4 separate regions of the Homo sapiens genome follow, and regions 1, 3 and 4 are each linked to region 2. The links are chromatin contacts, found by Hi-C or POLR2A ChIA-PET in ENCODE. All regions are on one chromosome and are shown on one strand. Each heading gives the region's core, a stretch centred on a gene start or an enhancer-like site at or near the end of the contact. The rest is flanking DNA. Distances are from core to core; before and after follow the strand shown.

Region 1 (6,862 bases), core at 3,034-5,533, 1.6 Mb before region 2:
CTTGTGCCTCAGCCTCCCGACTTAGCTGGGATTACAGGCGTATGCCACCATGCTCAGCTAGTTTTTGTAATTTTAGTAGAGACAGGGTTTCGCCATGTTGGCCAGGCTGGTCTCGAACTCCTGGCCTCAAGCAATCCACCCACCTCGGCCTCCCAAAGTGCTGAGATTACAGGTGTGGGCCACCGTGCCCAGCCATTTTTTTTTTTTTTAAGCGACAAGATGTCATTCTGTCTTCCAGGCTGGAGTGCGGTGGCGTGATCATGGTTCATTGCAGCCTCAAACTCCTGGGCTCCAGCGATCCTCCCACCTCAGCCTCCTGAGTAGCTAGGATTACAGGCACATACCACATGCCCAGCTAATTTTTAAAAATTTTTTGTAGCTATGGGGTCTCCCTGTGTTGCTCAGGCTGGTCTTGAACTCCTGGGCTCAAGCGATCCTCTTGCCTCAGCCTCCCAAAGTGCTAGGATTACCGCACCGGGCCTCAGATCTTGATTACAGGCTGATTAGTAACCAAGCCCATAAAACCCCAGGAAAAAACAAAGCCAAACAAAACAAAAAACCAGCAAAAAGTCCAGGCATGGTAGCTCATGCCTGTAATCCCAGCACTTTGGGAGGCTGAGGCAGGCAGATTGCTTGAGCCTAGGAGTTTGAGGGGAGCCTGGGCAACATGTCAAAACTCCATCTCCACAAAAAACACAAAAAATTAGCTAGGTGTGGTGGTGCAGGCCTGTAGTCCCAGCTACTCAGGAGACTGAGTCGGGAGGATGGCTTGAGCCCAGGAGGTGGAGGTTGCAGTGAGCTGCGATTACACCACTGCACTCCAGCCCAGGCAACAGAGCCAGAACCTGTCTCAAAAAAATTAAAAAAACCAAATCAGCAAAAAGGTCTTAGATAGCCAGGCATGGTCGCCTGTAGTCCCAGCTACTCACAGGGTTGAGGTGGGAGGATCACTTGAACCCAGGAGTTAGAGACCAACCTGGGCAACATAGCAAGCCCTGTTTCTGAAAAAAAAAAAAAAAAAAAAAAAAAGGAAGGACTTGAATAGGGCTTTTCCAAAAACTTAGAACTTCAAACTCTTTTAAAAAACTTTTATCACATCTCAAAATATACCATTCATCCAAGAATTAAAATATTCTGCTTTGGAGGAGCTCAAATTTCATATAAGCCTCTCATTAATTCTCCTTGGTACCTCTGTGAGGAGGTACTGACCCGCATTCAAGGTCAAAGAAAGTTTCCATGCCAAGAAAGGAGTGCCCTGCTCAAGGCCTTAGTTGACAAATGTGAGCTCAAAATGCTCCAGCCCATACCCCAGCCCTGCCTTTCACCTCAGCCCAGTCCCCCTTAAGAAAGAGCATTTCTATTAAAGGCCAGCCCTGTTGTTTATTATAGTTTGTATTTAGGGAAACACACTAACATTTTTTTCCTGACAGTAAAGTCTTAAGTTCTCTACCAATGAGAAAACTTGTGGGGGTGGCTTGGGTGAATGAAAGCAGAAAATTTCCAAAAACTTTTGGCCTACTTAACTGCCCTGACAGCACATAGTTATTTTGTTTGGGAAAGGAGGGGGTGGACTGTTTCTTTCCAAAGGAACCATAATTAGTTGGCCACTTCAAATAGTATCAAAGAGATTTGGAAAACAGTTACTTTTCTAAATTTTTTAATGAGGCCAAGACATCTGATTTCCAGCGATTCTTAATATTAACAAGCTCCTGCAAAGCCCCTTAAAAATCACTATCATAATCTCTACCACTCAACAGGAACACACGGGGAAAAAACTACTCTGGCCTTTTACACACTTCGGGGCTTCTTTTACAGAGAATGACTTCACTGATCTGACTGGAAGTCCCGTTTCCCCAGGTCTCACCCTGGATTTGCACTCCTTTGAGTGCTGCACCGGTTTCTATATTTACGCACAAACCAGCTGCGGCCACCTTCCTTCGCAATTCCCAAACCTGCCTTTCACTGTACAGGATCCCTGGAGGTCCAATTCTGTTTTCTGGAGTCAAAGAAATACAAAATAATTTCACTACCTCCCAGAAAACAGACTTTGGTAAGTTTCAATATAAAATAGACAGCTCTTGAACCCAGGAGGCAAAGGTTGCAATGAGCCAAGATCTCGACACTGCACTCCAGCCTGGGCGACAGAGCAAGACTCCGCCTCAAAAATAAACAAATAAATAAAATAAAATAGACAGCTGTGTATTTTTGGTCCTAGCACCAATAAATTTCAGGGCTGGGAAAAATCATAAATTACCAAAGCATTCCTCTTCATATAACCAAAATATATTTTTCCTGTTGCTCAGGAAATTAAGACAAAATAGCCAACTAACACTTACGCAGCCTTACACGGAGAAACTCAAAGCTGGCAGGAAAGGACTAGAGATTTTTTTTTTTTTTTTTTTGAGACAGAGTCTCGCTCTGTCGCCCAGGCTGGAGTGCAGTGGCGCAGCCTCGGCTCACTGCAAGCTCCACCTCCCGGGTTCACGCCATTCTCCTGCCTCAGCCTCCCGTGTAGCTGGGATTACAGGCGCCCGCCACCACGCCCGGCTTATTTTTTATATTTTTAGTAGAGACGGGGTTTCACCGTGTTAGTCAGGATGGTCTCGATCTCCTGACCTCGTGATCCGTCCGCCTCGGCCTCCCAAAGTGCTGGGATTACAGGTGTGAGCCACCGCACCAGGCCAGGTCTAGAGATCTTTGATCTACAATCAACAAATAGTATGGGACTCCTTTCAGCGAATCCAATGCCCCACATGAATGTTTGGATGCTGGTTCTCCTTTAATAACTTCCCCCTATTAAATCTCTTACCAGTCATTTGGGGTTTGGGTTTCACCCTAGGGATACAAGGTGTTTGTAAGTCACTCTGAAACCTCTGAAGGGCAAAGTGTTGTGGACGCTATAATCTCCCTGCATACTGAGGGGGGCATAGCTCCCAACCAGTCATTAAATCCCGTCAAATGAGATACTCGAAAATGAGCTGCCCTTGGGTGGGTCCTTTCATAAAAAGGAATTTTTAAAAATCTGCTAACATGGTTACTCCACAAAGTTTACATGTATCATATTGTATAAATCTATAAATATGTACAATTATTTTTTGTTTAATTTCTAAAAATTTGCCAACAATGGCTGAAAAAGGCACCTGGCTGCCTGAGCCCCTACCCTTGTCGGTTACAAGTATTTCATAAGCAGGGTTTGAGGAATCCCATCAGAGAAGAGTGTTGTCACCTTTTTGCCGGAATGTCACACCAACTTCCTCAGTGTTCCCCTCACACCAACTTCCTCAGTGTTCCCCCTACCCCAATCTAGCCAACGTTTCAATGGCTCCCCACAGCACACAGTGCCTCTCAGGTGGGCACTCAAGGGTCCTTTCCTAATCCTCCCTAACCTAATTCTCCAAACTTTTTTTCCCCCAAAACAGCCCAGCAGACGGTCCAGTCAGTCCCCAAATCGTTTTTCCTCATGGTCTCCTTCCCCAGGGGTCCTCCCCTCCTTCTCTCCCCCCTGCAACCTCCACTGCTACCGGGAGATTAGTTCCCACCCGTCAGGACCCCGCTCAGATTTCACTTCCTCCAACAGGTCCGCTCAGATCCCAATCCACGGCTCTCAACAGCAGCCGGGATTCCTTTCCCCCGCAACGCCTTCTCTGAACACCCCGGCCTCCGAGCGCCGGCTTTGCGTTCCCTAGTTACTTCCAGTCACTAGTTACTTCCGCTCCGCTCCCACCCGCGGGACTCGCGACCTGCCCCCTGCCCCCGGCTGGCCCAGCTCGGAATAGGCAGAGCAGCGCCTCAGAAATCGCAGCCCAAGGCGAAGAAATCCAGAAGCCTCCCGCGGACGTCCCCCGGGACGGGGTGTGGCGAGCCCCGCTCCGAGCCCGCCGACTCCTCGTGAGACGAGAACCGCAGCGACGCGGAGACCCTGTGAGTCCACCGCCGAGACGCGCGGCGCGGCGACCAGGAGCCCCAGAGTAGCCGCGGGGCGCCGGGAGGGATCCAGCTGGCGGCAGCAGCTTCCCTGCCTCCCTGCCCCTCCCCAGGGGCTGCGCGAACCCCTGCCTGAGCCAGGCCAGCCCGGGTGCCCCCCAGTTCTCAGGGCGCTCCCCAGGGAGCCCGGGGACGCGCCCTGTCCGTGCCTGATCCCCGCCCTGGTCCCAGCTGGGTCGGGCCAGGTCCGCTGCACCTCACCTCTCCTCTCCACGAACCGACTGGATAACGGTCGGGTCTGAACCTGAGGAGCCCGGACCAGCCCGCAGTAGACTTGCCGCACCTGTCTCAGAGCAAGTGAGGAGCAGCCGGGCGCCTGACGTCACGGCCGCTCCCAGCGCCGCGAACCGGGAGTCACCTGATCACCCTGGCAACGCGCGCGGCGCGGGGCGAGGCGAGGCTTGCGTCACAGCACGAGCCCCGCCCCCAACTGCTCGGCCTCCAAGCGCCGCCGGAAGCGCTCTCTTGCAGTCGGCGCAGTCGGGAGGCGGGGTCGGTCTCCGACTTCCCAACGTGGGCCTCCCAGCTGCGCTGGATACTTAGGACTCCCACAGGCGTCCCCCTCAGATTGGATTGGTTCTCCGAGACTCCACCCGATACCCCAACTCCGCTAGTTCAGGCGCCTGGGAGGCAAGACCAGCGTCCATGCGGAACCCTGCTCAGTGCGTGGCATGAGGGGTCGGCTGTGGGCTGCTGCCTCCTCGTGTCTTGTTGGTCCAGACCCAACTAGGGTTGGGGGCTTACTTCCCGAGCTGTACCTGAGCGGAATGGGGCTGAGGCTGATAACTGGATTGCTCTCTGGCTACTTTTCCCCATAAACCTTGCAACAAGTAGTCCCGCCAGTACTTTAGAGTGTAATGAGACTTCATTCACATCAGGAGGGGGAAGGGGGACAGAATCTTCTGTCCTGAAGGTTTCCTTCTTCTGTTCCAACAGGAAGAGAAGTTACCGAAAAGCTCCCAGAGCAAGGCCTAGAATGAGCTTGCAAGTCCTACTTGCAAAAAATTTTTTATTTTTCATTTTAGAAATTGATTTTCTCTCCATATTCCTCCCCTTGCTTGCTATTAGGTTGGTGCAAAAGTAATTGTGGTTTTTGCATTTTTTTTTTAAATGGCAAAAACAGCAATTACTTTTGCACCACTCTAATATAAGTATATGCCTACAACTTTTGTTACTCTCTAGGCTTCCCAGATAAGACTATCAGCTTCGAAATGAAAATTTAACATCCCCTGGAGGTCTCAGTGTGAGAGTCACTGCCTATTTCACACCTTCACTATTTGCTGACTTTCATTTCAGTTTTACTCTCCTCATCCCTGCACTGCCAAGAAGGTTTCATATGTATTGAAACCTTCCCTCTCAAGAGTTTAGGATCTTAGACCAAGAAGTTAGTTTATAGTCAACTTCTTGTGAGCATCTTTTAGTGTCAGGCAATGGGCCATGGGCAGATTGAGATGTGGTTCTCGAAGATCAAACGTGTATGGGTGGTATGTCTCACATAAGTACAACTTGTACTGTTTATTATGACTTAATCATTGTATTTAAGTGGCACTTTTTAATTTTCACACTTAAAGAAACTCATATAAGTGGGAAAGAAGACAGCTGTGAAAGGTAGAGAAGAACCATGGCTCTAGACAGAGCTGTACTAATAGGAGAGAAGAGATTGAAAATGTGAGCCCAGGTCCCAAGGAGCACAGAGGCATGGTCAGAAGGTTGGTAGGAACAGGACAGAGGCAGCCAGGCCTGAGGTGTTTGGCAGATCTGAGGAGGGCAGGGATAGAGGGTGAGGGGAGGAGTGGGGCCAGAATGAGGCTTGAGGGATTCAATGGAGGGCGAAAGTGCTGGGAAGGGAGGAGGGATTGGAAAGAAAGGAGAAGTATGCAGTGGTTTGGGAAGGAGTTGCTGAAAGGGAGGGCAGGGTAAATAGAGACCCAGGAAAGGGTGCTAAGAGCATTAAGAGAAGGGAGGCTGAGAGGCTACAAAAAAGGACTGAGGGGGAGGAAGAAGCAGGTGGGAGACTCTGGGGCAGCAAACATCTCAGAACCAGTCAGTAGGTGGTGTCCTTCAGAGGCTGTTGGAGAAGAGCAGCATTGTCTGTTTGCCTCTGAAGAGTGAAGGTGATCCATGCACACCCCAAACTACCTCTGGACCATCTGAGGGTAAGAGCCACCCTTTGCAGAGCACTAATGCAGAGGGAAGAGCAGAAACAGGCACGTCCATAACTACACCCTGATAGTACTCAAGGCAGTCAGGCTTTTTGGCTGGACAGTTTTTCAGGCCTGTGGTACATGCCTCCGTGCCTCTAATCTGGGCAGGGCAAGGTGAGGATGGAGTGGAAGGCAGGGGTAATTCCCTTAGAAGGGAGGCAAGCTTCTCATGGCAGCTGGGTCATATGAAGGCTGTGCTAGGGAAGAAAAGATGCTAGGACACATTCTCAGTACGCTCCCTGACCACTCCCCTTTTACTGAGTTGGTAGGGTGAGGGCGTAACCATCGAAGGAAAAATAGAACATTCCTCACCCCCACCTCCACATCCATGCTGAGGAAAGTGTTATTATGTGGGTAAAAACTCAAGGAGTGTTGCTGACAGCATCCAAGAACAGAGATGAGGCCAGGGAATGCATCTCACATGGCTCTTTTCTAAGATTTTGACCTCAGGTCCCAGGACTAAGCAGCAGGCCAGATGTAGAAGTTGCTGGAGTTTCATCAGGTGTCTTCACAACAGCAGTGTGGGTTTCCATTCCTGGAAATAAAAGAAAAATGTCAGGGTACAAGGTCCTGGCCAAGCATATTTGCTGTGAAAGTCCATTAGTCACAGAAGTAACAATGAATTTTCAATATTTGTTCATTCGGGAGAACTGTCCAAGGACTGTGGAGGCAAC
Region 2 (6,426 bases), core at 1,538-4,037:
TTTCTCCTTCCTTCTTTCCCTCCTTCCCTCCCTCCTTCCTTCCTTTCTCCTTTCTTTCTGTTTTTTTGTTTTTTGTTTTTTTTAATGTCTCGCTGTGTCACCCAGACTGGAGTGAAATGGCACAATCATAATCACGACTCACTGCAGCCTCGACCTCTCTTGGCTCAGGTGATTCTTCCACCTCAGCCTCCCGAGTAGCTGGTAGCTGGGACTACAGGTGCACCACCATGCCCGGCTAATTTTTTGTAGAAATGGGGTTTTGCCATGTTGCCCAGGCTGTTCTCAAATTCCTGAACTCAAGTGATCCTCCCACTCCAGCCTCCCAAGTAGGTGGGACTACAGGTGCTTGCTACCATGCCCAGCCAATTTAAAAAAAAAAAAAAAAAAAATTGGCCGGCCGCAGTGGCTCACGCCTGTAATTCCAGCATTTGGGATGCCGAGGCGGGCGGATCCCTTGAGTTCAGGAGTTGGAGACCAGCCTGGGCAACAAGGCGAAACCCCGTCTCTACGAAAAATACAAAAATTAGCCAGGCGTAGTGCCGCATGTCTGTAATCCCAGCTACTCGGGGGAGGGGGGCGCTGAGGCGGCACTGGAATCATCTGAGCCCAGAGAGGTGGAGGCTGCAGTAAGCTGAGACTGCACCACTACACTGCAGCCTGGGCGACAGAGGCTAAAGATGGAGTCTCACTCTGTCGCTCAGGCTGATCTCGAACTCCTGGGTTCAAGTGATCCTCCCACCTCGGCCTCCCAAAGTGCTGGGATTACAGGCGTGAGCCACCGCCTGGCCACCCCTGCCTTCTGAGAGAACTAAAAACAAGAGAAATGAAGTGTTAAGTAACTAGTGAGGATAATATAGTAATAGCTGACAGTTAAGAGTGTGTGGGAGGCTTTTTAAAAACTTTTAGAATCTATATAATCTATAACCCATGTTACGTTAGACTTTTGTTTATTTTCTTACTCCCACTGCCATCCTCCTCAGAATGTAAACTCTTCAGTTAGCTTCTTTCCCTCCCCAACTTTCCCCAACATTTCCTTCACAGTTCCTCACCCAGGGGTGACTACTTAATAATACAGATCTTCCTGAAGAGATAGGGGGTCTGAAACATTTCTCTTTTTTTGAAAGCGGGCTTCCAGGACAAATTGCTTCATCTCCAAAATCAAGTTCAATCTGTCATCAGCCATTCGTTCGTGTTTTGCTTTCGCTGTATTCCTACCACCTGGGAGAGTGACTGACACACGGTAGGCATGCCAAAACATATCTGTTGAATCAATTAATTCCTCTTCTTAAAAATCTAAAACTGGGTTGGGCGCGGTGGCTCACGCCTGTAATCCCAGCACTTTGGGAGGCCGAGGCAGGCAGATCACGAGGTCAGGAGATCGAGACCATCCTGGCCAACATGGTGAAACCCGGTGTCTACCAAAAATATAAAAATTAGCTGGGCGTGGTGGCGCGCGCCTGTAATCCCATCTACTTGGGAGGCTGAGGCAGGAGAATAGCTTGAACCAGGGAGTCAGAGGTTGCAGTGAGCCGAGATGGCGCCACTGCACTCAAGCCTGGCGACAAAGACTGCCTCAAAAAAAAAAACAAAAACCTAAAAACTGGTCACAGGGTAGTGAAGTAGTTGACATCCTGCCACCAGCACAAGGTTTAAAAAGGGCCAGAGGAGTCTCAAGTCAGGCCCAGCACAGTGGGGAGAGGAAGAGCCTGAAGCTCAGCTATTTTTCTTTTTTTTCTTGAGACGGAGTCTCGCTCTGTCGCCCAGGCTGGAGTGCAGTGGCGCGATCTCGGCCCACTGCAAGCTCCGCCTCCCGGGTTCACGCCGTTCTCCTGCCTCAGCCTCCCGAGTAGCTGGGACTACAAGCGCCTGCCACCACGCCCGGCTACTTTTTCGTATTTTCAGTAGAGACGGGGTTTCACCGTGTTAGCCAGGATGGTCTCGATCTCCTAACCTCGCGATCCGCTCGCTTCGGCCTCCCAAAAGTGCTGGGATTACAGGCGTGAGCGCCCGGCCAAGCTCAGCTATTTTTTTTTCCCTTTGTGCAGGCTAATTGGCCTAATGTTCTGTGTGAATCAAACGCTTCGTAGTTGGAAACCCAAGACCCCTGTGATAAAACGCAACACGAAATTGTTTAACGTCTGTCTGCATATCCAAGTGTCTTTCAAGTTGTGAACAACGGGCGGGACCAAACAACAAAAGTACTGACGTCCTCACTTCACAAAGCCACAAGACAAGATGGCGCCGTCCTCCAGGAGCGGGAGCTGGGAACACGTCCACGCCCGGGGGGTGTGCACGCGCCCGGGCTCGCCCCAGGGAACGCTGGCGTGCACTCGGGCACCCAGTGAGCGCCGCAGTTAGTCTCCACCCATGTTTTCCGCCACTCCTTGCGCACATGCGCTCTAGGTTCTTAGCTGGATGTCTGTTGCGCCAACAGGCTCCTCCTCCCGCGCAACTGACGCAAGAAGACTGTAATCGGTTCGCAATTTATCCCGTGTGACCTTGAGTCTTTCCTGTCGCCGAGGACCGGGGCTGTCCGAGATACGGCCTTCATATCCCTCTTCCTCCCCTGGACTCTTTCTGAGCTCAGAGCCGCCGCAGCCGGGACAGGAGGGCAGGCTTTCTCCAACCATCATGCTGCGGAGCATATTACCTGTACGCCCTGGCTCCGGGAGCGGCAGTCGAGTATCCTCTGGTCAGGCGGCGCGGGCGGCGCCTCAGCGGAAGAGCGGGCCTCTGGGCCGCAGTGACCAACCCCCGCCCCTCACCCCACGTGGTTGGAGGTTTCCAGAAGCGCTGCCGCCACCGCATCGCGCAGCTCTTTGCCGTCGGAGCGCTTGTTTGCTGCCTCGTACTCCTCCATTTATCCGCCATGATAAGTGCCAGCCGAGCTGCAGCAGCCCGTCTCGTGGGCGCCGCAGCCTCCCGGGGCCCTACGGCCGCCCGCCACCAGGTGAGGAACTGGGACCTTCCCGAATGGGGTCACGGCCTCGGGCCTTGGGCCTCGGGCTTCGCTGCGGCAGGCCGCGCGCCCTTTAGGGTTTGAATTCTCCAGTATAGGTCAGGCGGGAAGGAAGGTAACGGGCCTTCCATAGTTAGCGCTGCCGGGTCAAGATTTTGCCCAAGGTTTTGCCTCCGGCTTGGGCCCTGCTGAGTCACACCCCTCGCGATCTAGAGTGTCATTTCAAAATTACCAGGTAGTGGTCCTCATGGCCTGTTCTGTGGCTGAATGGAAAGGTTTGGCCTTGGGGGTGAGGGATGCAGTCTATTGGGAAAGCCACTATTTTCAGTTTTATTTTTGGCTCCTCTACAGAATACAGAGTGTGTAAGGATCCCGTTGATACGGTGAAATAAAATAAGAAAGCTCTGAGTCGGAACTCCAGTTTTCGTGCTTAGCAACATTTTCTCAAAATCTGTGGTGTAAGATTGTACTCGTTTGTTACTTCAGAAAAAAAAGCAGATCGTGGGGCGGAGAAAAGGCTATGGAGTGGTTACTTGTTTTCTAAAATAAAAGACAAATGCTTTAGAGAACAGGAATTGTATGTGGGCATTAAGGAAGGCTTGGAAGGAGCCTGAGGTTAAGTTGTAATAAAGGTCTTTTATCCTAGTGAAACGCCACTACTTTTCTTTTTTCTTTCAAAGACCCTTAGTAACTCTAGTTCTTTTAAACTAATTGCACGGCAAGGTAAGGGGAAGTGTTTTCCCCCAGGGGACATCTGGCAATGTCTGTGGATATTTTAGGTTGTCACTTACTTACTGGGGTGCTTATTGGTTTCTAGGGTGTCGAGGCCAGGGATGCTGCTGTATATCCTACAATGCACAGAACAGCCCCCACCACAAAAATTTCGCCCAAAATTAATAGCGCCACGGTTGAGAAATCCTACTGTAATGTGATTCTAAGGCCATCTTTTATTTACCTTTTTTCGTCTTACTTATTTGGGAAACTTTAATATTTACTGTTTTAGTAGCTTAATGTATTTTATATACTAAGTGAGCCCAAGTTTTCTCTTTTTCCTCCCAGGATACACACTGGTTGGTGACTGAGTCAGTTTTTTCTTTTTTAGGATAGCTGGAATGGCCTTAGTCATGAGGCTTTTAGACTTGTTTCAAGGCGGGATTATGCGTAAGTATAATATCATTTCCTTTGAGAGGGAATACATATTAAACTTCAAAGCAGTGTTTTCTACATTTGTGATTATTCTTCTCTGTAATTATTTATCTGTATTTATTTAGAGATTATGTAGTATACCACTGTTAATTTTCCAATTAAATATTATCTTCCAGTGACTTTGGTCTATCAAGATAACAATAGCTGTGACACTGTTCTAAATGTCTTACAGATCAGAAGCAATCAAGGGAGCAGTTGTTGGTATTGATTTGGGTACTACCAACTCCTGCGTGGCAGTTATGGAAGGTAAACAAGCAAAGGTGAGCATGATTGATAACTAGTACCTTATCCAGAATCTGTCCAGAATTCTGTGCTCTTTTCCTTAGTTAAGGAATTTGAGAACCTGATTTGCGCTTTTTTTTTTTTTTTTTTTTTTTTTTTGGAGACAGTCTCTATAGCCCATGGTGGAGTGCAGTGGCACGGTCTCCGCTCACTGCAACCTCTGCCTCCTGGGTTCAAACAGTTCTCCTGCCTTGGCCACATAGCTGGGATTACAGGCATGAACCACCATTCCTGGCTAATTTTTTGTATTTTCAGTAGAGACAGTTCCACTGTGTTGGCCAGGCTGGTCTTGAGCTCAAGTGATCCGCCCACGTTGGCCTCCAAAGTGCTGGGATTACAGATGTGAACCACTAAGCCTGGCCTCGAAGTACTTCCAACTAAAACAGCAAAAACATAACTATAGATCAGGGCTGACCGGGCATAATGGCTCACGCCTGCAGTCCCAGCACTTTGGGAGGCCAAGGGGGGTGGATTACCTGAGGTCCCAAGTTCAAGACCAGCCCGGCCAAAATGGTGAAACCCCGTCTCTACTAAAAATGCAAAAAATTGGCCGGGTACAGTGGCTCACACCTGAAATCCTAGCACTTTGGGAGGCCAAGGCGGGTGGATCACAAGGTCAAGAGATCGAGACCATTCTGGCCAACATGGTGAAACCTGTCTCTACTAAAAATACAAAAATTAGCTGGGCGTAGTGGCACACACCTGTAGTCCCCGCTACTCGGGAGGCTGAGGCAGGAGAATCGCTTGAACCCAGGAGGTGGAGGTTGCAGTGAGCCAAGATCACATCACTGTACTCCAGCCTGGGTGACAGAGCGAGACTTTGTCTCAAAAAAAAAAAAAGAAGAGACTATAGATCAGGTTTTTCATACCCAATGTTGGGACAAGAATCTTTACTTCCACATGGAGAATTATATCTACTTCTAAGTTTTTTGGGGGGTTGGCCACAGATATCAGGCATATAGGAAAAATGCCAAGAAGCCCAAATTAGGGCCAAGAGAAGGAATAATCTCTTGGTGCCAAACAAGTGGGATAAGAAGACCATAGACAGTTCAGGTTATTTCAGAAGAGGAGATTGGGGGGAAAGGAAGTATGAAAGCAAAAGAGGCCATGAATGGAAGAAGCAAGAGTCAAGAATTCCAGGTGTTCTAAATCTTGCTAAGAACCCGGTGGGAATAAAGGTTGCATGTACAGAGTAAGGAGGCTTCAAAAGAAATAGCCTGCTCCAATGAACAACATGCATTACTTCAGAGATGAAGCTCCACTTCTAGTCTGTCTCTGCACACCCAACTTTGTTTCAATTTAGAAAATGCAGCACTTTGGTGGTTACCAGAGTAACCAAACAGTGCAAGCCATTCCCACCCCTCTTAATAGTAAATTAGTAGTCCTACCTCTATACCACATTTAAATCCTTTTCTGGGAAGTTAGATACATACAATTATCAGCACTACAAAGGTTCACCTGACAAGAGTCTTAAGCAACCAAAGCAGTTTTTAAAATGTAAATCAGGGCCAGGCCTGGTGGGTCATGCCTGTAATCCCAACACTTGGGGAGGCCACTTGAGTGTGGGAGTTGAAGATCACCCTAGGCAACATAGCAAAACACTGTCTCTACAAAAAATTAGCCGGGCATAGTGGTGTGCCCCTGTAGTCCCAGCTACTCTGGAGGCTAAGGTGGGAGGATCAGCTGAGGCTGGCAGGTCAATGCTGCAGTGAGCCGTGACAGTGCCACTGCACTCCAGCCTAGGTGACAGTGAGACTCTGTCTCAAAAAAAAAAAAAAAAGCCAGGCGCAGTGCCTCAAGCCTGTAATCCCAGCATTTTGGGAGGCCAAGGTGGGCGGATCGCCTGAGGTCAGGAGTTCGAGACCAGCCTGGCCAACTTGGCAAAACCCCATCTCTACTAAAAGTACACACACACACACACACACACAAAATTAGTTGGGTGTGGTGGCAGGCACCTGTAATCCCAGCTACTCAGGAGG
Region 3 (7,147 bases), core at 1,965-4,464, 1.1 Mb before region 2:
ACAGACAGGCCCACTCCCACATTCACAATTCAGACACACTCTACTCAGAGTCAGATCCCCCAGATTTATAAGCATATACAAAGCACACAGATACACACAAATCACAAATCCAAACTCTCCAAAATTCCAAGCACACACAGCTCACAGAATATATTCATTCCCAGATTCACAGGGACATAGCCAATCTTCAGAAATACAATCTCAGATTCACAAACACACATGTACACATACACTACAGATCCACACACTTCTAGATCAGGACAAATATACATGCCCTGATTCATAAATCCATGTATGTTCAGACTCCCACACCCTGAGACAGACATTCAACACAGAGATTCACAGATATAGATACACTACTTAGAGACACACATGTCCTGAGTCATAAGCACACATCACCCAGATTCCCACATCCCAGAACAACAGACTAGTGCCCACACAGCCTCATCTCTGTCAGCTGACACTGCCTCTGGCTTTAGGGGGCAGGTGGAGGGTTGGAGATTCCTGGGTCTTTAGGGGGCAGTCCTTTCTCATTGCTCGAATCCAGGAAGGGTGGGCTCAGCGTTGGGGGGAGGTGAGGGGGAAGTAAGAGAAAGCAGAAAAAAACTTTAGTGGGATATTCTTGTTGGGCAGTAGCGCGTGAGTAACGGGGGAGGCTTTTTGTGGTCTGGTGAGTTCCAGCTATGAGTGAGAGTTTAACTATTAATACACTTAATCAAGGACACTTCACACACACATACACAGCCACACACACACACACACACACACACGCGCGCGCGCGCGCGCGCGCGCGCCGGCGGCTAGGATGGGACCAGGTGGTGGGGGTAAGAGAGGGAGAGCCCCAGAAAAAAGAAAAGAGGGAAAGCCCCAATCAGGGCCCCAGGGGGCGGGGAAACGGGGCGGAGCTTCTATCCTGGGCCTGCCTCCAGAGCTGGAGCAGTGATTCATTTGTGTACCACCAGAAGGGTGGGGTTTGATACACAGTAGGTGCTCAATACAAACATATTGGGCCAACAAATGAATAACATATAAAGAGTGGGCAATAGTAACGTAATAACAATGTGTGAACCCCCCCATTCTTGTTCAATTAGGGCATGCCCCAGAGCATCATGCTTGTTAATTCGGACTAAATGATCAAGCCACCAGACAGGGGCTCTAGGAACCCAGGCTTGGGTCTGGCTCACCCGTATTCCCTCATTCCTCCACCCTATCCTGCAACCTGGAAAGTCAGCCCAGCCCACATCCCTCTCTCCCTCCTAGCAAGACTCCCTCCACTCCATCCTCCCATAAACAACAAGGTGCAGTCAGTCCTGAAGAAGGCAGGGTATTTCATTCCCCTGGACTTGTTTCTTCACCCAGATACAAGCCTGCCCCCACACTCCTATGGGTCTCAGTTTCACATGTGCCAAATGAGTAGGAGGCAGGCAGAGCAGGAAAGGGGCAGCAAGAGTTGAGGGTCACAGTGGGAACCCATGGAACATGGGCCTGTGCTGGCCGGTGCCCTGGATGCAGAATCCTCCCCTCCCCTTCCCCCACCCACCCCAGCCCAGCCCAGCCCAGCCTAGCCCAGCTGGGTGGACATTCCAGGCCTCACGTGATAAAGACGAGGCCACTGGCCCTCGGGTAAGTCAACAGGCTCTGTCGCGGGAGAGATAGGAGGCCCTGGCCAGGGTCACCTGCTGAGCGGGGAAAACGGCCAGGACCAGATACACACATAAATAAGGCACCAACCCGACAGCCAGCCAGCCAAGGGTCTGTCTTCTGCAGAGGCTCACCTTGGAAAGGGAGGTGGCATGGAGAGGGAGGCCAAGGCTGACTAGGGGCGTCCCTGGGAGAGACCCAGCTACTGCGAGGATGAGGGGTAGGGGGGTTCTACCCAAGTTCCGGGGGCTGGCTGGGAACTCGGAGGCCAATCTCCTTCAGCTGTTCCCATCTCTTCCCAGGGCAAAAATCAAACCATCACCCCCTCTCCCTCCTCCCCAAGGAGAGGACAATTTCCGTTCTGGGAGGGGGGTGACAGCTGCAGAGCGGGCCACTCCCCACCCCCCCAAGCTCCAGCCTGACTCTCATCTAGGGAAACTGCTAAATCAACAATACGCAGTTACGGGTAGGTAGCCCGCCGGCCTGAGTTTCCCCGCACGGCTCTCAGAAAGGGGTTTAGAGGGGGCTTCGGTCTCAGTTCCCGGTTTTCTAGTGGCGGTTGGAAACCAAGGCACGGGCATCTTTCAGGAGGGGGATCAGGTGAAGCTTAGGCCAGTAGGTCCCCCAAGACGTCTAATTTAAATACTCCCAACTGCAAAGGACAGACGCCCCCCACCCCGCGGCCTGGGGCAGCTGAGGTGGAGCCGGGCGTTCAAATCGCGCTCCAAACAAGTCCGCAGCGACCGCGCTCGCAGCCCCCGCCAGGCGGCCCCAGCGGAAAACTTGAAAGGGACTCTGTTTGCCGGCGGCCCTGGGGCGGCTCCGGCGGGGGCGAGGGCCGAGCGATCTCACACACGCCCCCTCCCCAACGCTTCCAAAGAAAATGCGGGGGTGGGGGGGACAGGGCCCACCACAAATCCAAGGGCTCCAAACAGCGCCCGCCGCGCGAGGAAAGGTGGGGGTCAGGAGTCTGGTCCGCTGGTCACCCCCTTAGCTCCCCCCCCATCCGAAGGCGCGACTCTCAGACCACCCAAAGTCCAGGGGGCAAAGGAGGGCGCGGTTGCCAAACCTTCAGACCCCCGTCGCGGGAGACTTCAGGGAGCGGGTCTTTCCGAATGAGTCACTACAGAACCCCCCAAATTTACTGGTGCTTCCTTGCAGCCCGAGGCACCAGCCCAACTCCGCGCACCCCTTCAGATTCCCGGGGGGGAAAAAAGAACAAAAAGAGATCTTGCTCCCACTTTGGGCGTTTCAGCTCTTCTGACAGGTCCCGAAGGTGGCCCCCCATTTAAAAACCGGGGTCACTCGCTTTCCGTCGATCCTACAAATAAACAAAGCCAGGCGCACCCCGCGCTCCCCGCCGGAAAGCAGCCCATTCCGGGCGAGGACAACTTCCCCCAGCCAGAAAATTAACACATTCCTCTCGCGGCGGTTCAGCCCCTCACTCCGCTCCGGGGAAGCGAAGGGGAGGGGGGTCGGGCCGAACTTCATGGGTAAATTTGGGGCCAGTGCAGCGTGGCAGGCGCCGGGGACGTACGCCCCCCACAGTTCCGCAGCTAGAGGAACACCCCCATTCTCCCTCCCAGGCTCTGCACGCTGCGTGGCCCACGCGGGGCTCGGGAGACAGCTCAAAAGACTCCCCAAGGCTGGGAAAGGAGGGAGGGAGGGGCCGCGGGGCACCGTGGTGGTGGGGGAGATACTTTGATGGAAAAAAAAGGTCAAACTTCATCAGCCCGCCGGGCACCCCGCGGGCAGCGGGGGCGAGGAGCCGGAGGAAAAATGCAGAAGTAGCCGCCGCTTCTTCCAAGTGGTGGGGGAGGCTCAGCCACGCGTGGTCGAGGGCGCCCAGAGCAGTTAACGTCGCCCCTCAACACAGGGCTGCGAGCGGGGTCTGATGGGGGGAGTGCGCGCCAGAGATCTACAAGCAGCCGCCCCCGCAGGCTGAGCGCCCGCCCAACGCCAAGAGGTGAGGACCCCGGGCGCCCGCTGCCCCAGCGCCCGCGAACTGGAGTAGTGGGGGGGAGGGGGGCGGCACCCCGCAAGGAGCGTCCCAGCCCCACTCCACGGCGCCCAAGCCGCCGTCCCAGACCCTAAAACCCCTCTTTTTGTCTGAACTCAGTGATCTGCGACCGAGCATACTGCGGCTTAGGGAGGCTTGGGTATAGCAGCGGCCACCAAGCGATCACCGGCGCTAGGTCTCCCAGGCTCCGGGGCTCCGCGGCTTACGGTGCGGGCGCCCCCCGCCCCTCCCAAATACGGACCCCTCCTTCCCCGTCCCCGGCTCTCCGCACCTGAACTTCGGGGGAACCCGCGCAGCCAAACTTTCCGCCGACTTGCAGCGAACTCCGGCCCCGGCCGCGCACCGAACCCCGGGGGAGGAGAGGGAGGTAGGCGGGGAAGGGGAGGGGGCCGGCCTCCGGGGGGGGTCGAGGGAGGGCCGTGGCCCGACACCTACCGGCTCTCCGAGTCGTCCAAGCCGCCACCGCCGCCGTCGCCGCGAGGCCGAGGGGGAGGGGCGGGGCAGGGAGCTGCGCTCCGCTCTGGGCACCACCGCCGCGGTGCGCTCCGCTCCAGCCGCCAGCAGTGCCCGGGTCCGGAGCCCGAGTCGCGCCGCCGCGGCTGGCCCGAGGCGGGGAGGGGGGGGAGCCTGCAGCACCTGCCCCTCCTCCCCCTCCCCGCGGCCCAAATTAAAAAACAACAAAAAGCAACTAATCACCCCCGAGCTGAGCGCGGCTCGCGGGCGGAGGGCTCAGCGTGCGGCGCCCGGACTCAGCAGGCGGCGCGCATGGCTGGGCGCGGGCTGGGCAGGGCTGGGACGCGGGGCCCGGCTTCAGGGGATAAGGCTCTGCCGCTCTTCTCGCTCGGCTCGGGCGTCTGCTCTTGCCGCCAGTGCCGCCTCTGCTGCCGCCGCCTCTACATCCCCGCTCAGGCTCAGCCGCCTCTGCCGCCGCCGCCGCGCGCCCGCCCGGGCAGGAGCTATGAACGCTGCCCGGGGGCTGCCGGCAAAACCCGGACCGGACTCGCCGCTCCCTCCTCCCCCCAACCCCCTCCACCTCGGCTCCCCTCCCTCCTCCCGCCGCCTCCCTCCCAGCGCAGCTCGGGCCACTTGGACGCCGCGGGCTCTGAGGCCGGAGCTGCAGCCGCTGCGCCTCGAGCTCCCCGCGCCCTGACGCGGTCCACCCAGGCTCAGCTCCCTTGCGCGCCCCGTCTTCGCCTATTTCCCGCAACTTTACAAAAAAAAAAAAAAAAGGACGACCTCCCCGCTTTGGTGAGGCGGTCTGGGTTTAGAGACGCACCTCCGGGGAAATCTGCTATCTTTCTGCCCCCTCTAGAGCGGGGCCAGAAGCTTCGAGGACCGGGAGGGAGAATTTGGCCGCGCCCCCCAGCTCAGGTGCGCGGCGGGCCAGAGATTCCTAGTCGAGGGTCCTGGGAGGTAGACGCGTGTTCCAAGACCCCACCCTTCCAAGAGCTCCTTAATGGATTCAGTGGGCACTAGGGCCCCGGGAGAAAAGGGGCGGAGATTCCCGTTCCCATTTCTCAGGTGAGGAAACTGATCCGAGAAAGGATATTTTATCTCTCAGGCAGGCATCAGCCTCAACTCTTGAGTCCCGGGGCTAAAACGACTACGTACATTTGGTGCCCTGAGACCATGGCCTACGCACTCAAAACCCGAAACAATGCTTGGAACAGCAGCGCTCAATAGGTACTGATTGAAAGACAGAAGGAAAACTCAGCCTTGCCAGAGTAGGCGCCCAGTGGGGACAGAGTTGGGCCCGCATATCCCGCTTTCACTCCATCAGTGGCCTCCATATGCCCATCTTAGGCTAATTAATCCTGCTGCTGCAGATGTCTTCACCTCACGTACCCATGGTGCAAGCCCCGGGCTCATATAATCCCAACTGCATATAATCCCAAAGTGGAAGTTTTCTCCAATTCTTTGGGATTCGTGGGGGCGGATTTGTGCAAGGCCGACCTTCCTCTGCGAGGCGAAGAAAACGCAGTCCCCAGACCCAAGCAGGGGAGGGAGAGGGGGAGGGCGGTTGGGGAAGTCAGCCTAGGGTTAAACGTTACAGCCTGAGATCGATTGGGGCCCAGATAACAGGGAGTTAACTGTGGCGATCCGGGCGCCTGCAGCCACAGGCGCGGCCTCGGTGGGAGAAGCGAAACTGTCTCCCACCTCGCTGCTTCCTCTCCTCTGCTCTGCGCAGCCTGGCTGTCTCCGAGGCTGGCGCGAGGGCTTATGGAGCATGGATCTCCTGGCAGCAGCAGCTGGTGCCCACCTTCCACGCCTTCTATATGTGGCCTTGGGGCCTTGACCCAGCCGGGGTGGGGTGGGGGGAGGTGTCAAAGGGCAGAGCTCATCTGGAATGTGTTGCCTCTCTGCCACTCCTGATATCCAAGACCACACGAAGTGACCCCTCCCCAGACATCGTGGACACCTGCTCCCAACCAGTTCCTTCCGAATGCTGAGAAGTGGTCTCCCTTAACTACTATGCCAAGAAATGGCTCCCTTGGGGAGGCGTTTAGTCTCTCTCCTCCTTGCCAGCAGTCCTTTTAATGCCCCCCTCCAAACAAACATCCCATGTGAGTAAAAGTAAGGTGCTTGCTATGGAAACCGTTTTAAGACGCCCATCACCCCCAGAAGATCACTTCCAAACTGCTTAAAGATAGGTATGCTGGGCCTCAGTGTGAATGTCAGGCACTGTGTTGGGCACTGACCGTGCAAGGAAAAAGGAAGCAAAAGCCCAGGTGTAGGATCTCCAAGCATTTAACTCACCTCCATCTACCTTTTCTGGGGAAGCTGAGGCACAGACTGTGAGGGAGGACCTGCTCCCTGGGAGTCAGCAGCAGGTCTCAGAGGGTTAGGATCCATGAAGTCAAACTCTATTCCACAGATCTCCTGAAGCCTAACGCCAGTACAGAGTCAGGTCATGCACGCCCCACAAAAAGCTTTATGCTGGGGTCCATGGCAGAGGGTGGGTAGTAATTCTACTTTAGGGAACTGCTGACTATTACCCACTTTTTTTTCAGACTTATGCCTCCACCCCCACCCCCAACTCAGGCGGGAGGCCAGGGATCCACAGGCTGCAATGGAGGAAGGCCAGGTGGTCCCAGTGGTGATGGCTTCCTCAGGGAAGGGGTGTTGACTTGTCTGGCCCAGTTTAGGGGGTGGATCTTGGAGTTTTCCCTTGCTGGAAATTAACACCTTGGGAGGGAGACCTAGACTGTCACCTATCCAACCCATATGGGAGCCACAGAGGAAAAGGACAGAATTGTCCACACAGAAAGTGTTACAGAAACAGAAAATGTCATGTGCAAGCCATCCACAAAGAACTCTCCACCACAGATGCCAATGAGACAAGCGGGGGACATCCAGGAAGGATGGGGTGAGGATCTCTGCCCTTGGGTGAGACTGTCCCCACCACAGCCCCCTTCCCCAAGAAGAAGGGAAGCTTGGTTCACTATTCTCCCACCTCTGCCTACCTCAAAAAGGAGAATTGAAGTC
Region 4 (7,375 bases), core at 2,458-4,957, 1.0 Mb before region 2:
ATCTTTTGCCCCTTTCAAACTGAGTTACTTTTTTCCATGCTGAATAACATCAAGGTTTTTAACTCAAGAGCTAAGATTTATCTAAGCAGAATACAAGATCCATCAGTCCATTTCAGGAGCCAATATAATTTTAAAACCCTAAGCCAAACTTAGGCTAATAGACATTTAACACACTCATTCAACACTTCCTTGGCTGATGGCACTGATACAGCTGAATCTCAAAAGCATACTGCTAAGTGAAAGAAGCCAGACATAAGGCTACATGATGTATGATTCCATTTATATGACATTCTAGAACAGGCAAAACTATAGTGACAGAAAGCAGATCCATGGTTCCAGTGGCTGGAGGGAGTTGGAGGGGGGAATAACTATAAAAGAGACATGAAGAAAATTTGAGGAGTGATAGAAATGTTCAAAATCATTATTTTGGTAGAGATTGGACAACTATATTTGTCAAAACTCAAATTGTACACTAAATGTTACTGTAATACCCTATCTCAAAGTTGTTTATTATTTTTTTTAATGTAATTTTTTTTTTAGATGGAGTCTTGCTCTGTTGCTCAGGCTGGATGCAGTGGCACGATCTTGGCTCACTGCAAGCTCCGCCTCCCGGGTTCACGCCATTCTCCTGCCTCAGCCTCCTGAGCAGCTGGGACTACAGGTGCCCACCACCACGCCGGGCTAATTTTTTTTGTATTTTTAGAAGAGATGGGGTTTCACCGTGTTAGCAGGATGGTCTCGATCTCCTGACCTCGTGATCTGCCCACCTCGGCCTCCCAAAGTGCTGGGATTACAGGAGTGAGCCACCGCACCTGGCCTATTATTATTATTATTATTATTTTAATGCAGAGACAAGGTCTCACTATGTTTCCCAGGCTGGTGTCTAATGCCTAGACTCAAGCGATCCTTCCGCCTCAGCCTCCCAAAGTGCTGGAATTACAGGTGTGAGCCACAGTGCCTGGCCAGTTTTTTATTCTTAAAAGTACATTTGGGCTGGGCACGGTAGCTCACACCTGTAATCCCAGCACTTTGGGAGGCCAAGGCGGGTGGATCACAAGGTCAGGACTTCGAGACCAGCATGACCAACATGGTGAAACCCCATCTCTAAAAAAAATACAAAAATTAGCTGGGTGTGGTGGCGCACACCTGTAATCCCATTTACCGGGGAGGCTGAGGCAGGAGAATCGCTTGAACCCAGGAGGCGGAGGTTGCAGTGAGCTGAGATTGTGACACTGCACTCCAGCCTGGGTGACAGAGCGAGACTCTGTCACACACACATACACACACACAGGACATTCAGATTCAGAAACAGATCTTTTTTAAAAAAGAAAAAGCACGTAACTATCCATCTTTACATGTGCATAAAATATCTCCCAAGAATACACAAGAAACGCCAGGCACAGGGGCTCATACCTGTAATCCCAGCACTTTGGGAGGCTGAGGTGGGCGGATCATGAGGTCAGGAGTTCGAGACCAGCCTGGCCAACATGCTGAAACCCCATCTCTACTAAAAATACAAAAATTAGCCGGGCATGGTGGCGCGCGCCTGTAGTCCCAGCTACTCGGGAGGCTGAGGCAGGAGAATTGCCTGAACGAGGGAGGCGGAGGTTGCAGTGAGCCCAGATCTCACCGCTGCACTCCAGCCTGGGTGATAGAGTGAGACTCTGTCTCAAAAAAAAAAAAAAAAAAACAACAAAAAACAAAAAAAAAACCCACAAGAAACTAGTTAATAAATAATTGCCTTTAGGAAGGAAAGCTTAGGGGTGAGAATGAGAACTATATATATTGCTTTTACACATTTTGAATTTTATAAAAGTGTGTATATTGCCCATTTGAAAAATAAATTACCCTTTAAAATTTTCTTTTTCTTTTTTTAACCAACTGGGTCTGTGCAAGAATTATCCTGACTGTAAGTGTGGATTAAAATAGCTGTTAAAAATTGTCATCATGGCTGGGCACAGTGGCTCACCTGAGGTCAGGAGTTCGAGACCAGCCTGGCCAACATGGCGAAACCCCATCTTTACTAAAAGTACAAAAATTAGCCAGGCGTGGTGGGGGCTCCTATAATCCCAGCTACTCAGGAGCCTGAGGCAGGAGAATCGCTTGAACCCAGGAGGCAGAGGTTGTAGTGAGACAACATCGTGCTACTGCACTCCAGCTTGGGTAACAAGAGCGAGACTCCGACTCAAGGAAAAAAAAAAACTGTCATTTGGGGTGTAATCTAAATAGTGAAAACCCAATTATGGCAAATAAACATACAATCTATAAAACTGATATCTCTACATCATGATGAAAACTGAAGTTGAATCTTAAAATTTAATAAAGGCATCGATCTAGTCGGAACATGTGGGCAGAAAAAAATAATACCCAAATATATAAGGCTGTGTTTTAACAGTTGGCTTTAAACGTATACATTAATTTCAACTTTCTATTTTATGAGAAAGAACAATAGGGAAATAAAGTACAGCCAGCCCTCTGTGTCTATGAGTTCCACCAATTGTGGGTCAAATACACTGGGGAAAAAATGATGTCTGTACTGAACATGTGCAGACTTCTTTGGTCATTATTCCCTAAACACCACAGCATAACAACTATTTACAGAGCACTTACACTGTATTAGGTTTTATAAGTAATCTAGAGATGACTTAAAGTATACAGGAAGATGTGTACAGGTTATACGCAAATACTATGCCATTTTATATCAGGGACTTGAGCATCTGTAGATTTTGGTATCCATGGAAGGACCTGGGACCAACCTTTCATGGATACTGAGGCAGGAATGTATATATAATTATGTTTAGAAAAAAGTGATGGGGTAAGGAACTTTGACAGTTAAAGTAGAACATTCTCAATTTATAAAAAGATTATTGACCGGGTGCGGTGGCTCACACCTGTAATCCCAGCACTTTGGGAGGTCGAGGTGGGTGGATCACCTGAGGTCAGCAGTTCAAGACCAGCCTGGCCAACATGGTGAAACCTGGACTGTACTAAAAATACAAAAATTAGTCGGGTGTGGTGGTGTGTGCCTCTAATTCCAGCTACCCAGGAGGCTGAGGCAGGAGAATCGCTAGAACCCGTGAGGCAGAGGCCACAGTGAGCAGAGATCATGCCACTGCACTCCAGCCTGGGCAATAGAGACTGTGTCTCAAAAAAACAAAATTTTTTAAGGAAAAAAAGAAAAAAAACAGATAATTAAAGTAGAACACTGAAACTTTGAAAGCCTAAGACATATATATATATCACAACACTATAGCAAAAAGAAACCCTCTAAATTCCTTGAGGGGAAGGCATCCTTCAAGGGATGTGCAGATTTCCCTTTCACTATATCCTTGAGTAGGCAACTTAAGCTATTAGTTGGTAAAAATTAACGCTTCTTTACAAGCTATTTTTAAACCACCCTCCTTCCCCAATCATAACAATTATGAAACAAAATAAAAATAGCATGGGAAAGATTTGTTTACCCTGTTGGTCCTCACCCTATGGTGTAAGGTGAAAGGAACAAGATGGGAAACTGAGAGAGGTTATAATTAACTTTGTAGAAAAATGGCTCTAAAGTCAAGTTTTAGTAGTCTGAATATTGCTATACAAATCGAGGCTCTTTGGTGGTTAAAATCACACTATGAAAATATTTAAACAAAGATTATGATTCATAGCATTGTAATTTCAGGGCTAGGCACGGTGGCTCATGTCTGTAATCTCCACACTTTGGGAGGCTAAGGTGGGAGGATGGCTTGAGGCCAGGAGCTCCAGACCAGCCTGGTCAACACAGTAAGACTCTATCTCCACAAAAAAAATTTTTTTTAATTAGCCCAGCATGGTGGAGAGAGCCTGTAGTCCTAGCTACCTGGGAGGCTGAGGTAGGAGGATTGCTTGAGCCCAGGAGTTCAAGGCTGCAGTGGATCGTGCCACTATACCCCAGCCTAGGTAACAAAGTGAGACCCCATCTCTAAAAAAAAGTACATATTTTAATATATCTTTTAATGTTACATGTTACATATGTGTTTATTACATACATCAATACCTATTTGTGTGTTATATATAACAATGTATATATAACAATGTATACATTGTTACATATTTTACATATTAAAACATATATTAAAATATGTATGTATATATAAAATTTCAGGGTCATAAGAGATCATTTAGACCTATTCCCAATTTTATAAGAAAACAAAATACAAAGTATCTAACCCAAGGGTAAGGACTTGAGTGTTCTGCTGTACCATGGTTCTTTAAATCTGGATCTAAAATATTAGAAATGTACAAGTTAGAAATGTCTGAGAATCGGCCAGGTGCAGTGGCTCATGCCTATAATCCCAGCACTTTGGGAGGCCGAGGTGGACGGATCACAAGGTCAAGAGATAGAGACCAGCCTGCCCAACGTGGTGAAACCCTGTCTCTACTAAAAATATAAAAGTTAGCTGGGCGTGGTGGCGCTTGCCTGTAGTCCCAGCTACTCAGGAGGCTGAGGGAGGAGAAATACTTGAACCCGGGAGGCGGAGGTTGCAGTGAGCCGAGATCACACCACTGCACTCCAGCCTGGGTAACAGAGCGAGACTCTGCCTCAAAAAAAAAAAAAAAAAGGAAAAAAGAAATGTCTGAGAATCATGTTAATTTGGGAAATTAAGCTGAACCTCTTTTAAGATTACTGAAACTCTTTTAAGATTACTGAAATGCAGCCAAGCGTGGTGGCTCATGCCTGTAATCCCAGCACTTTGGGAGGCCAAGGTGGGTAGATCACGAGGTCAGGAGATCGAGACCCATCCTGGCTAACACAGTGAAACGCCATCTCTACTAAAAATACAAAAAATTAGCCGGGCATCGTGGCACGTGCCTGTAGTCCCAGCTACTCGGGAGGCTGAGGCAGGAGAATCGCTTAAACCCAGGAGGCAGAGGTTGCAGTGAGCCGAGGTCGTGCCACTGCACTCCAATCTGGGCAACAGAGCAAGACTCCATCTCTCAAAAAAAAAAAAAAAAAAAAAAGATTACTGAACTGCAAAGAAACAACAGTTAAACCAGTAGTTCTCAAAACTGAGATACTGACACAGCAGGATCACCATCACAAGGAAGCTTATTAGAAATGCAAATTCACAGGCTCTACCCCACAACTACCAGGTCAGAAACTCTGAGGTGGAGCCAAACTGTTCTAACAAGGCCTCAAGGAATTATAATGCACACCAGAGCTCATTACTTTTATGTCTGATGAGTTAAAAAGCATCAGAGATAAAAGGTGATACTAGAAAACTCACTACCAAGAAGATTTGAGGGGAAAGCACGGGAGGGCAAAGGGCAAAATGGCACAAACTGGAAAAAGAGATGAGACTTAGAAGGCCAAGGTGTGTTCCAGGTTTTCATTTTTTTCCTTTTTCTTTTTTTGTAAGACAGAGTCTTGCTTTGTCGCCCAGGCTAGACTGCAGTGGAGCAATCTTGGTTCACTGCAACCTGTCTTTCCCAAGTTCAAGCAATTCTCCTGCCTCAGCCTCCCGAGTAGCTGGGATTACAGGCGCCCGCCACCAGGCCCGGCTAATTTTTGTACTTTTAGTAGAGATGGCGTTTCACCACGTTGTCCAGGCCGGTCTTGAGAACTCCTGACCTCAAGGGATCCGCCCGCCTCGGCCTCCCAAAGTGCTGGAATTACAGGCATGAGCCACCGCGCCCGGCCCCAGGTTTTCAAGACAGATTGAAGGGGAGCAGTCTGTCATTACTATAGTACCTGCATTCTCCCTGCCTCACTCCTATCTTAACTAGGGTTGCAACAGAAACAATTTAATTTTTACTACTTGCTTATGTTCCCAGCATAACACTTAAGCTAATATTTAAAAACAACTGCTTACATATTTTAAAATTATGAGTTTTTAAAACTCAGGAAATATTAGTAACTCATTAACTTACATGAGTTTGAAAGACATAATTTGACAAATCAAATCATCTGCAGCTGATAGACTTAATCCCTTAGCACTCTCATTTTCTCATTTTCTATTTCTCTCTTAATATTGTTGCCTTCTAGTATAAAGACAGACAAACCGATGGAAACATGTATCAATATCAATCTCTCCCTGAACTAACTATAAGCAGACATGGTAAGCTTATCTGAGATTAAACTGTGTATTCCCTCTAAAAAGATTCAAAGCAACTAAAAGTATAGAAAATACCCACCATGGGTCAGGTGCGGTGGCTCATGCCTGTAATCCCAGCACTTTGGGAGGCTGAGGTGGGTGGATCACCTGAGGTCGGGAGCTTGAGACCAGCCTGACCAGCATGGAGAAACCCTGTCTCTACTAAAAACACAAAGTTAGCTGGGCGTGGTGGTGCATGCCTGTAATACCAGCTACTTGGGAGGCTGAGGCAGGAGAATTGCTTGAACCCAGGAAGTGCAGGTTATGGTGAGCCGAGATTGCACCATGCACTCCAGCCTGGGCAACAACAGCGAAACTCCGTCTTAAAAAAAAAAAAGAGAGAGAGAAAAAGAAAATACCCACCATAGGTTGGGCACAGTGGCTCACACCTGTAATCCCAGCACTTTGGGATGTTGAGGCAGGCGGATCACCTGAGGTCAGGAGTTCGAGACCAGCCTGACCAGCATGGAGAAACGCCCCCCTCTCTACTAAAAATGCATAATTAGCTGGGCATGGTGGCACATGCCTATAATCCCAGCTATTCAGGAGGCTGAGGCAGAAGAATCACTGGAACCCGGGAGGCGGACATTGCAATGAGCCAAGATCGCGCCACTGCACTCCAGCCTGGGCGACAGAGCAAGACTACATCTCAAAAAAAAAAAAAAAAAAAAAAAAAAAAAAGAAGAAGAGAAAATACCCACCATGAACTTACAACCCAGCTTGGCCCAGTCTTAACATCGCCATACTATCTTAGGATCTACGTCCCCTGTGTACCCTCCCAGAACTGATTAATACCCTAAATATACAGTGTTTATCATTCCCATGCATTCTTTTATACTTTTTTCTAAGAGTCCATAAACAAGACAGTACTGTTTACATGTTTTTAAACTTTTATTTAGATAGCGTTACATGGCATGTACTCTTCTGTACTTTGCTTTCCCTCAAAATATTGAGATATTTTTCCACAAAGATACAAAGGTAGATCTAGTTTGTTCCTTTTTCTTTCTTTTTTTTTTTTTTATTTTTTTTGAGACAGAGTCTTGCTCTATTGCCCAGGCTGAAGTGCAGTGGTGTGATCTCAGCTCACTGCAACCTCCGCCTCCTGGGTTCAAGCGATTCTCCTGCAGCCGCCTCCCAGGTAGCTGGGATTACAGGCATCCACCACCACGCCCAGCTATTTTTTGTATTGTTAGTAGAGACGGGGTTTCATCATGTTGGCCAGGCTGGCTTGTTCCTTTTTCTACTACTGTTTATTC

What was found. A loop is a pair of places that touch in the nucleus more often than their neighbours do. ChIA-PET counts read pairs that join two places held with the same protein, here RNA polymerase II (POLR2A). Pooled maps may share reads with other maps.
Region 1: a map of CD4-positive, alpha-beta T cell shows a loop between it and region 2 (4-fold over the local background). The contact joins the promoter of CYSTM1 here to the promoter of HSPA9 in region 2. A Hi-C loop is called at or near these places in 2 of 168 maps with a recorded cell type or tissue (CD4-positive, alpha-beta T cell and naive thymus-derived CD4-positive, alpha-beta T cell) and 6 of 50 pooled maps.
Region 3: a pooled map shows a loop between it and region 2 (4-fold over the local background). The contact joins the promoter of CXXC5-AS1 here to the promoter of HSPA9 in region 2. A Hi-C loop is called at or near these places in 3 of 50 pooled maps. POLR2A ChIA-PET finds 5 or more read pairs at or near these places in 2 of 52 experiments (GM10248 and GM12878).
Region 4: POLR2A ChIA-PET joins it to region 2 with 14 read pairs in T-cell. The contact joins the enhancer-like site here to the promoter of HSPA9 in region 2. POLR2A ChIA-PET finds 5 or more read pairs at or near these places in 2 of 52 experiments (T-cell and endothelial cell of umbilical vein).

Annotation. Positions count from the first base shown.
Region 1 is chr5:140,172,609-140,179,470 of GRCh38, reverse strand. It overlaps CYSTM1 (cysteine rich transmembrane module containing 1), which reads right to left and starts at 4,283. Exons shown (of 3, transcript NM_032412.4): 1 at 4,186-4,283. RefSeq lists a silencer at 3,896-4,185 and an enhancer at 4,476-4,705.
Region 2 is chr5:138,571,762-138,578,187 of GRCh38, reverse strand. It overlaps HSPA9 (heat shock protein family A (Hsp70) member 9), which reads left to right and starts at 2,787. Exons shown (of 17, transcript NM_004134.7): 1 at 2,787-2,950; 2 at 4,062-4,120; 3 at 4,338-4,425. The coding sequence starts at 2,870. The region is part of intron 1 of LOC105379193 (a long non-coding RNA gene); the gene reads right to left. RefSeq lists enhancers at 2,193-2,332, 1,910-2,558, 2,473-2,752, 2,993-3,042, 2,559-3,206.
Region 3 is chr5:139,645,795-139,652,941 of GRCh38, reverse strand. It overlaps CXXC5-AS1 (CXXC5 antisense RNA 1), which reads left to right and starts at 3,214. Exons shown (of 2, transcript NR_149086.1): 1 at 3,214-3,607; 2 at 3,761-3,943. It overlaps CXXC5 (CXXC finger protein 5), which reads right to left and starts at 4,593. Exons shown (of 3, transcript NM_016463.9): 1 at 4,097-4,593. RefSeq lists silencers at 46-95, 3,166-3,335, 3,536-4,665 and an enhancer at 1,873-2,373.
Region 4 is chr5:139,590,208-139,597,582 of GRCh38, reverse strand. All of the region lies in intron 1 of UBE2D2 (ubiquitin conjugating enzyme E2 D2), which reads right to left. Among named protein-coding and RNA genes, the nearest start is that of UBE2D2, 33 kb to the right of the region's middle. Within about 2 kb of position 3,707, at least 6 of the 41 ENCODE cell types and tissues checked have a DNase peak (open chromatin) inside an H3K27ac peak, as active enhancers do.